2 separate regions of the Homo sapiens genome follow, and region 1 is linked to region 2. The links are chromatin loops, found by intact Hi-C in ENCODE. Cell type or tissue: endothelial cell of umbilical vein. All regions are shown on one strand. Links, peaks and the distances in the headings refer to the core of each region. The heading gives the core; the rest is flanking DNA. Region 1 has its middle 44 kb from the start of SEC16B. Region 2 overlaps ASTN1 (astrotactin 1).

The links. Hi-C counts contacts between places; a loop is a spot of excess contacts. Peaks named below come from ENCODE experiments on the same cell type or tissue, not always from the same donor. Only the 100,000 strongest peaks of a DNase experiment are listed, where the experiment ranks them.
Region 1: it touches region 2 in a loop (6-fold over the local background); 14 of 110 quality-filtered maps call a loop at or near these places.

What each region holds. Positions count from the first base shown.
Region 1 is chr1:177,923,135-177,928,521 of GRCh38, forward strand. No RefSeq gene overlaps it. Among named protein-coding and RNA genes, the nearest start is that of SEC16B, 44 kb to the right of the region's middle. In endothelial cell of umbilical vein, for the core only: no CTCF peak of the experiment used is centred there; DNase peaks (open chromatin) are centred at 3,287 and 3,977; H3K27ac peaks cover 3,357 bases.
Region 2 is chr1:176,894,904-176,900,290 of GRCh38, forward strand. The region is part of intron 16 of ASTN1 (astrotactin 1); the gene reads right to left. Among named protein-coding and RNA genes, the nearest start is that of MIR488, 130 kb to the right of the region's middle. In endothelial cell of umbilical vein, for the core only: a CTCF peak has its summit at 3,051 (motif pointing right); a DNase peak (open chromatin) is centred at 2,638.

The sequences.
Region 1 (5,387 bases), core at 314-5,313, 1.0 Mb after region 2:
GGGCTAGGACTTTGATCTCACCTCTGTATCCCATAGAAGGTCCTAAATAAATGTTTGTTGATTCAGCAAGTCCCAAGATTTTAGCTGAGATGTTTGGGGGCACTGAGAGATTCAATTGACATACTTAAAGCCAACCATCTAGCTAGCAGAAAATGTGAGCCTGGAACTGAAAGTCTTCTCCTTCTTACTACAGTATCTTCCCCCAAGACTACAAAGTCAGCATCTACAAAGTGAGAAATTGGGAACGATTGTTTTCTTTACAAATAACTCTTTATTTCAGGGGGTTAATAACAATTACCTTTAAATTGCAAGCTACTCCAGTGCCTTTAAAAATTAATTTGATTTAGAAAATGTCAATGTATCTGCAACTCGTCAGTAATATACCTGTTGCTCAAAGCAAATGAGGCTGGATCCCGACTCACAGTTTTAATTGATGTGTATTATTAGGATGACTAACGCCATCTGTGGGCTTGGGGTTGGTTTGTTGTTGTTGTTTGCAAAGAGAAGCAGCTGAAAAATTAAATAAAGAAATCATGACTCTAAGGCTCTCATTGGTTCTTACTTAATTCATGGGCATTTATCCAAATACTCAAAGAAGTGGAATGAAATCTTGAAGCACAAAACTCAAATTATTTTCACTCCAGGACAATGAGGTTTTCTCATGATCCCAAATCATGATTGTAGAACACCAAAACAATGAAAAACAGTGATTATCTTTTACATTCCAAAATGAGCCCTTAAAACTCAGAGACAAGTTTTAAAAGTCAAGGCCTTGGATTTCTAAGAACCAGTTTGGGGAAACACAAAAATTAGCTAAAATTTTCTAGCCAAAAGTCTGGATGTATTGACATAGGATCTGTTCCATCCTGTGCTGGTAAGTGGGACTTTATGGAGTCTTCGTAGTATCAGCCACTTGGAAGATGCTTCATGGAGAGGCTGTCTTCTGCGTAATCTTCTCTTGGCAATAAAGAGTAATTGCGAGGAAGGGGAAGTGAAAGAGGCTAGGAGTGGAGACTGGGGAAAAGAGACATTCCAAAATGAGCTTCATGGGATGGCACCCACATATGTGCAACACACAAAACCATATACACTCCTCACCTGGGGCCCTTGCCTTCAAACGCATTCCATTGCAACATTCACAGTCCTTTCCTGCCTCCAAATCAAGAGCATGGAGAAGCAGGAAGAATTTCTGCAACGGCAATTTGGCAAGTCTAAATCAGATCATCGTCCTTTCATAGATCATGGTGGTATTTGTGATCACAGTACACTATTACCCTTGTTTATCCAGACTTTGTCTGCATCCACCACATCTTAAGGCCACTTTAAACTTGGCCAACAGGTATGCTACTCTACACAGCTAGCAGTGAACTTCACTTTCATCTTAGCCTATAGGGATGATATAATTTGAACATATTATATACTTCCCTCAAAATTAAATATGTGAAATTCCTATATTATTAAGGGATTGAAGCTACAAAGTTATTTGTACATATATTTAGAACAGTTCTCACATTATGCAGAAATTTCTATGTTTACATGTCTGTCTCTCCCACTAGACTGTAAGTATTTTAAGTGTCGGAACCATTTTTGTTGGGAAAACAGCAATGCCTGACGTGCCATTCAATTAATATTTGATAAATCAGTGAACAAATGTACACATGCCCAGGGATAATGTGGCTAAGGGCCCAGATTCTGAGATCAGACTACCTGGATTCTAATTCCAGCTCCATCCTTACTAGCTGTGTATGTTTGGACAAGTTACCTCACCTCTCTATTCAGTTTTTTATTCCTAATATATGTTGAAATCACAATACTATATACTGCATAGAAAGTATACATACATAGAATGCATGTGTCTGACACAAAATACTCAATAAATGTTACACTATTATTATTGAAATTCAGGATGTCTGACCACTGTAGCTACCAAAAGACTCCAAGCATTTATCTGGTTTAATCTCCTAAAACCCCATTTTGTAAGACTTCATTTCATAAGCTGAGGCATGATTCAATGGCCTTCCAAAATGTGAACGAGTTCCCAGGCACAGGTGGTGGGGAGCAGCTGTTTTCCATCTCTGCTGAGGACCAGCTAAGAGTCTTAAAGAGCCACATGAGTGATTGGAGTATAAAGTATTAGAAATAGCTTCCTAACGTTTGAGGAACCACAGGCTGAAACCTCAAAGGAAGCCATGGAATCCTGCTCTATTGAGAATTCTTTAAAAATTGGGTAGGTTAACTGGCTCTCTCTAAGGTAGGTAAGGGCCAGGAAAACATCTCACAGTAAAATAACAAGCAGTTTGCAAAGGTCAGTTGAGTTTGAGTTAAACTGCTGTTGACCCTGATTATCTGGAAACAGGAATATACAAAAAGAAAGAAAGTATGGGAACAAGATTCCTCTACCTAGTGCGATTGTAAAGAAAACATTTTCATATGCTGTTAATCCTTGTTCAGAATAACTTTAAATCTCATTAAGAAACCATTTCTAAAGGACCCGAATGAATGATGCCTGGTATAAGTATGGCCAATTAACGAAATGAAAACAGGCCGTTGTTGAGGCCACATTTAGGGACAACCTCAGTTAAGTACCTAACATTCTGTTGCTTGCAGATCATGCTTCATGCAATTTTCAGCTTAAGACAGCAAACAGAAGAGGGAAAAAGTCACTTCCATTCCACTCTTTGGGGGAAAAAGTGAGAGAGAAACTCATGTGATTGGAGAGACCCAAATTACACACCTATTATTCTTTTCAAGAAGAAAGAGGGTTTTGCACATTCCCTCTTGGGTAGAAAATCTTCTGATTTTAGTGAAGAAGTAGATGCAGTCTCTTGCTCCTCTTCTTGGTTACTCAGAGGAAGAGACCAAAAAGAAAGAGACTTTCTAGGGGAAAACAAAGCTAGCAGAGGCTTTGATCCTGAGCAACCTGAAGCCTGCGAGAGGGCTGAACAGAGAGGACACACAGGTCACTGAGGACTCACGGCTCATTTACAGCTCTATAGCCACATGAGGGGATTAGACAGAGGGCTGGAATGGTAACATGTGATAAAGACCCTGAAATGGAATTTAGTGGTTTGTTCACTTTCAAATTATAGAACATTAAGTTTAAATGTTTTCATATAAATATTGAATTATATGTATATAGCAGAATCATAAATTTGCACACTACTACTCAGCTTTTCAAGGAAAGTGTGGCTCATTTCCTATGACTGATCTATTTTTCCTCCAAGCTTGGATCCTGTTAAGAAGCAGGTGAAAAAACAAACTTGCCAATTAATATTATCTCAGGCTCTTCCCTTTCATACCATGTCTTTTGATCTTTCATTTTTTGAGAGAGAAAGAGAATTCTGTTCATTCTCTCTCCCCAAACAGCTCATGGTGATGGAAAAGAGGGCTATGACCTTCACAGTGTGGCCTATTCATTGCTGGTGGCTGGTCTGGCCCACTCCTGACCTTTTGCCTTTTGGGATACTACTTGTCCCATCTGGCCTTTGGGGTCATTATGCAATTATTCTCTGCTAGAGTCTACACTACAGCAGGCTTCAGGGAGCTCGGAGCTCTGCCTCAGATCCCCAAAGCCAAGCTGCTATGGCTCCCCAGACACATTGGACACACTGCCAAGCCAAAGCCAGCTTCTCCTCAAGTCTTGCAGCCTCCCTTCCCAAGATTACCAGGGGAGCTAGAGGAAAGGGCCACTAGCCCAGTATGCTCCCTTTCATAGCAGTGTATATCTGTCACAACCTGCTCTATTTCCCAAGCCTCCTTCCCAAGCCTCCACCTTATCAAAGGAGAAAACAATATTTTCTTCTGACAGCTGCACTTGCTTTGTTTCACTACAACAGATTTTAACCAGTTGAAGTTGTAAAATAACCATGACCTTTAGCAATACCACCACCACTACCCAAAGAACACAGATGGGCAACTAAGAACTGGGAGTGACCCCAGTTCCTCAGACCCTTACTGGACCTAACATTCCTAACCAATGAGCAACTGGGCTTGTTTTAACCAAGCATACACAGATTAACGACACATTCGGACTTTGCCAGAGTAAAATCTTTCAATTATGAATCACCATAAACACCAAGAACCTCCTCCCTTCCTAGTGCACAGAAACCCCTGACTCTTCCTCTTCAGAAAGTATATTCATTGCTCTGTATTCCTTTGGCCTGGGAGGTAACTAAACTCAGTGCTTGCTTTGTTGAGCATGACAGTAGCCACTGGTATTCCATGAATTCTCTTAACGGGAGGAGGACATGAGGACACAGGCATCCGACATCTGTGCCTTCCTCTTTGGTCTGCAATCTCCTCCCCTAAAGTGCTTTATTTCTTGGACAGGACCTCCCCTACGCCATTGCTCCCATGGGCACAAAGCCTCATGGCCTAATGTTGGTGTTAGAAGGGATGCAGGAAGAGAAACTGACTTGGCAATGACACATATTGAGAAGTATGTTTTAATCATCATTCCTGTCCTATACAGGTATCAAGAACAAAAAATCTATAGTCAGATCTGGTAGGCCCAAAAAAAACAGTCCAGATCTTATTAGATTGCAAATTAACAATAAAAGACACTGTAATAAAGTACAGTTGAGCTTTGAACAATGTGGACATGATGGGCACTGAGCCCTGCAAAGTCAAAAATCCACATATGATTTTTGACTCCCCAAAAACTCAGCTGCTGATAGCCCACTGTTGACTGGAAGCCTTATTGATAATATAAACAGTCAATTAACACATATTGTATATGTTATATGTATTATACACTGTATTCTTAAAGTAAGCTAGAGAAAAAACATGATTAAGAAAATCATAAGAAAGAGAAAATATATTGACCCTTCATTAAGTGAAAGTGGATCATCATAAAGGTCTTCATCTTCATAGTCTTCACATTCAGTAGGCTGCGGAGGAGGAAGAAGAGGGGTTGGTCTTACTGTCTTGGACAGGCAGAGGCAGAATAAAATCCAAGTATAAGTGGACCCACACAGTTCAAACTCATTTTGTTCAAGGGCCAACTGTACCTAGCATATACCAGGCCCATTTCTAAGGGCCTAACTCATTTAATTTTTGCAATGTCCCTGTAGGGCAGGTACTATGATTATTATCATCTTAATTTTATAGATGAGAAAACTGAAATACAAGACAGTGAGGTAACCTTGCCCAAAGTTACAGGGTGAGCTACGGATGAGCCAGGATGCAAGACTAAGCAGTGTGGCTCCTGTGAAACTCACACACTAATGCCACAGCACCACCACTGGATGTCAGCATACCAAATTGAAGGAGCAGCAGCCTTTTAAGGAAAAAAGCGGAACAGCATTTACTGAGGGCCTTCCAGGTGCAAAACATTTATGCATACATTTTCTAATTTAATCTAAGAGGTTAAAAACAACTTTTTATGG
Region 2 (5,387 bases), core at 194-5,193:
AGTGCTGGGGTCCAATCTTTGGGATCAGAAACAGCCACTGAAGGGGTAAGAATGTGATTCTGCCATCCCACTTAATTTGGGGCACCCAACCTCCCAGCGACACACAGAGTTGGAAATGGCCCTTTTCAGTGAGAATCTAGGTTGTTCCTTTTCTGAGAATCATCAGCTCCACTGAATCTCTAGAGGGATCGGGCTCCATGCTGATGACCCTCAGCAAGAATACAAACCATAACAGTGATTGTTCTATGACTCAATTTCTTCATCTATGAAGTAAAGATACGAATAGTATCTATGTCTAGCATTGGGTAATGAATGAATGGCAATTCCTTTTATAAAGCACATAACACAATGGCTAACAAATGGCAAACCATCATCATAATAGTTTTAATTATAAATATAGCTAAGATTTAGGAAGCCTGTACTATAAAAGTGAGATCCATTCAAGGTCTACTTTAACCTTTATGATAACTCTCTGCATGGCGTTCTATCATTATACTCAGTTTATAGATGAGGAAAATGAGGCCAAGAGCTTCAAGGTCCCACAGCTAGTAGATTGTGAGAGCTGGGATTTGAATCCACTTTTGTCTGATTCTTAAGTCTTTTAGGTCAGAGAGGAAGAAGAATAGAACTCTGCTTCATTATTAATCAATGTATTGAAGATGGGAAGGGAATTTTGACTTTTTCAAAAAGATTTGCACTCCAAAACTTGAGAGATGGGTCCACATCAATTTTGTTTGTTGAGTAAAGGATAGTTAAAGAATCTTTTGGTCTACTTTTGGTGACAAACATAGGAATTGCCTACCAGAGAATAATGGTTTGTTCTTTATACAAGAAAGCACTGCTTGGCATTTCTCTTCCCAGTCCTCATGATTCTCCATTTAACTTATTAATTCTAAAGGAAGATTGAAGTAGTGTTTGCTGACAAAAAAGCACTGGGTTTCTGAGATTCATCACTTCTTTTTGCACAGTTGTAGTCCTGAATGTGAAACAGCTTCAGAGAGACCACTAAGCTTTTGGACATCCTGGATATATACAGGACATTCATTCTGGCCCTCTCAGACTCATGAAGAATGCAATGGACAATGGGCTGGACCTTTGGAGGCACTGGTTGGAAGGATTTTTAAAGTGGTACCCGAAGGTGATTGTAGATATGACTCATCGACTTTATAAAAGAGTTCTCTCTTATGGGGTCCAGGGAGCTCTTTGTGATTCCCTTCTTGTTTGCTATGTAATATGAGCCCATTTAGAAACATCACGAGGCATTTCAGCATTGTTGTTTCCCAGAGGAAACAATGAGGAAGTTTTACCTAGCACGTTAAGGCAAAGGACTCTATGACTATAAATATGGCATATAATTCATCGCATACTTGCATTTTGTTTAATAATCGACCCAGAGCCAAGCTCAAACCCTTCCTTGATTATAAGAGAACTGTATAACTACTCAAACCAAAAATAAGAATGACGGCTTCAAATAGAACTAGCCCTCAAATCACTTCACCCATGACTAAATTTTCACTGACAGGGAGGCTTACGCAACCCAGTCAACTGTGTGGCTACGGGTATTTGCAAAGTGGCCACAAGCTGACCCAAGACTCCCCCCTCCTCCAGCCCCTCACCAGGCCCCCAATCTTTTTCAATATACTGTACGGATTGGGCGGAGCGAGTGCGGGTGGGGTGAGGTCTTTGATCCTTGGTGTGATTTCTGGGCAAACAGCCCTTCATTAATGCCTCATGGCATTTCTAAATGGGCTCATATTACATAGCAATCAAGAACAGAATAGCAGAGAGCTCTCTGCACCCCATAAGAGAGAACTCTTTTTATGAAGTCGATGAGTTGTAGCTCATAATCACCTTCTGGAACCACTTTGCAAATCCTTACAACCAGTGCCTCCAAAGATCCAGCCTATCAAGCATCACATTCTGATGAGTCTGAGAGGAACAGAATGAGTGTTCTGTGTGTGTCCATCATTCCCCAAAGCCCAGTGGTCTCTCTGAAGCTGTTTCATGCAATGTATGGAAAAGGGCTCAAGCATTTCAGAAACCCAGTGCTTTTTTGTCAGCAAACTCTACTTCATTAAGAAAGTAAGTAAAGGGCGGACGTGGTGGCTCACTCTTGTAATCCCAGCACTTTGGGAGGCCAAGGCGGGTGGATCACGAAGTCAAGAGTTCGAGACCAGCCTGGCCAACATGGTGAAACCCCGTCTCTACTAAAAGTACAAAAATTAGCTCGGCATGGTGGCGCACGCCTGTAATCCCAGCTACTCGGGAGGCTGAGGCAAGAGAATCGCTTGAACTCGGCAGGTGGAGGTTTCAGTGAGCCGAGATCACGCCACTGCATTCCAGCCTGGGCTACAGAGCAAGACTCCGTCTCAAAAAAAAAAAAAAAAAAAAAAAGGCAGTAAGTAAAATCCCGGCCCCCCCACCAAAAAAAAATCAGTAAAGATACAGTTTCTTTTCAAAAAAGATTATTGAAATTTCGCCATGCAAGTCTTGCCAGAGGGCTTGAGGGTCTCCTGGTTGGCTCTTACCCACCTTCTAATTATACGCATTTCCTAACTGACCCGCAGCCCTCCTTGTTGAGAATTTGTTCGAGTCTGGGAAAAGAATTTCCACGACATGACCGCTAGATGGTGATATAAGTCTAAAATGACTTTCGTGAGCGGGAGGAAAAAAAAATGGATAAATCTCACTTTGGCACTGTAGAAAATAAACTATGAAAAAGTAACACACGGCTACTTTAAAAAAATGTTGTGGAGGTACAATTTTTCTTTAACCGGAGAATAAAAAATTAGAGACTAAAACAATTCCGTAACATTTACCCGACAGAGAAAAATATAGAGGGGCATAGATGATGACAGGATAATTAAAGGAAAATTAAATTCCGAAGGGAAAATAACCCCTACCCCCAATATCCTTAACATGGAGTAAACACTACTTCAAAGGGGAAGTAATATGCCACCAGTGCCTTTTCTCGCACCTTAAATCCCCAAATACCCAGGCATGCTCCCCACGCCCCCTCCTCTCATTACTAAGCATGTACCGTGCTCATGACAAATGCGGCCACTAGAGGGCGCTGCGACCACAAACACTCCGGAGCTGAGGGTCCGAGGGCCTTCCTGCCCTCCAGCTGGCCATCGCTGGGTCCTGTCATAGCTGTAAACATCTGAGGGGTTGCTCCCCTTGCTACTGTTTTCTGGCGATCCCAATTAAAATCAAGATGCAGCGAATCCCCCTCAAAGCCCTTCAGTTCTAGATACCTAGCAAGATTAGGGAGTAGAGAGGAATGGGAAGGATGTAGAAATCCGTGGAGGGAACCCACCAAACTCTTGTTTTAATTCAGAATCATATTTTCTGTCTCCGGAAAACCTTCAGGTCCACATAAAAAGAGCCCCGCCGGAGGCCAAGACCCACTGCCTTCTGGTCCCCTCGCCAAACAGGATGGGGCTGTCTGGAGAGGAGCTGGATTTGCACAGGAGTGATGAGCAGCAAGCTCCCAAAAGCTATCTATTCAGTTTCCAGCAAAGAATAGAGATGTGTGTGTGAGGGAGATTTTTCAAAGAAGAAATGCATTTCCTATGTTCAGTTAAAGATACAATTGGGAAGTACTCTTTAAAATGATGGAGTCCAATGGTGAAAGCCCAGATAAATCTCCCTTAGCCCAAAGAGAGCACCTATAACCATCACGTCTGTGGTAAGTGAGAGTCGTTCAGGTCCTAAAAGCTTCAGGAGAGGCTGATCTTTGACCGTTGCTTTTAACTCCTCCTGTGTGGGAGTGAACAGTGGGGGAGGTTTGTGTGTGGAGTGTTGCAGAAGAAGACCCTGCCTTACTTCCTTGTGAATCAATGGCTCACCCCCTCCACTGCCCACACCTATTACAGTTCTTTAGGGCATCTTCCCTCTTCTACCCTCTAGAGTCTGAGTAGAACTGCTCTAGAGGTTGGAGACACTATGCTGTCTTTTAGCAAAATAAATATTCTAGTCCAATAAATACACTGCCTCTCTGGACAGAAGAAATAAGCTACAATTAAGGTCTCAAAATCTTATAATTGACAAAGGTGCCTTTTGATAAAGAATACCCAGGTGTGGCTCCCTCCCACCTCTGTTTGCAGAATTCACTCCACTGTTGTCAGGGAAGGTCCGGAGTCCAGTCAGGACACTTCAGTTTCTTACAAATAGAAGAACATCCAACCTGGAATGTAGTTAACAATCCTAAAACTGCAAAGCATTTTGCAAATACAGCTTGCTATAAATAAATGTCATTTGCTTTAGGCTAAATCTGTATCCTACAGCATACAGTGGATGAGTTTCCCCAATAGAATATTGTGGTATGAGAATATCGCGTCCTTAAAGCTCAACATGTCATTGTGGATGTGCACATGGCCTTAGGCATGTATATAGTGGCCCACCTAAATTCAGGAGCACATGAGGGTGACAAAAGTGACCGGCCCATTCTCATGCAGGGTCTGCTCTTCTGGTGGTAACTGACAGGCCATGAGGTGAATTAGTTGTTAGGAAGTAAATTGGTACAATTCCTATAGGATTCTGAGGCTGCTTAAGAATCTCTCTCCTGAGTTGCTGCCCAAGGCAATGAGATGCTAATGACATCACGGCTAGAATGACAGAAGCAGTTCATTAGGCAGCAAAGAAATCAAATGCAAGCTAATCAAATCCCAGCTTTTGGAGACAGCTTAGGATCTACAGGAAAGAAGGCTTGATGTGGGGCAAATGAAGCACAGCCACCCTGAAGCCCACCAAAACCCTGCATTCCAGGATCTACCCCAACCCCCACCCCAGTCTACTGCTCAAGCCAGATGTCCTCGAGTCATCAAAATTCACACAGAAGTCTATCCACCCAGTCTCTAATCAGTCTCTTGGGATGTACAATCATGTCTTTGGACAGAGAGATCACTATGGACTTAAAATGAACTGCTAGACCTGCCATGATGACATACTCTCTGAGCTCAAATAAAACACAATGCAATGGATTAATAATTAGGGAAAAGAAGATAGGACATAAACTGACCATCTTTTTCTCCACTTCTACATGAAATAATAAGTGCCTTGGGGTCAGGAACTATGTCTTTTTTACCTTTGAAACGTCTTTGCCTAGTTTAGTTCTACATATCTATCTCCATATATCCATGAACATATTGGAGTGAATATATTAAGTCATGATCTTAGGTTCACATTTTTACAAAAAGTCAAACACAAAGAAGAAAACCAAACCATTTGTAAACAGTTCTCTAGTCCTTTACTAACACATCAAACAGTAAAGAAGAAAGGAGAAAGCATTATTCTGATGACAGCCAAGTCTATATACCTGGCCAGGATCTCTCCCACAAGTAACAAAACCTCAATATGCTTGCTTGGACATCTACTTATATGTC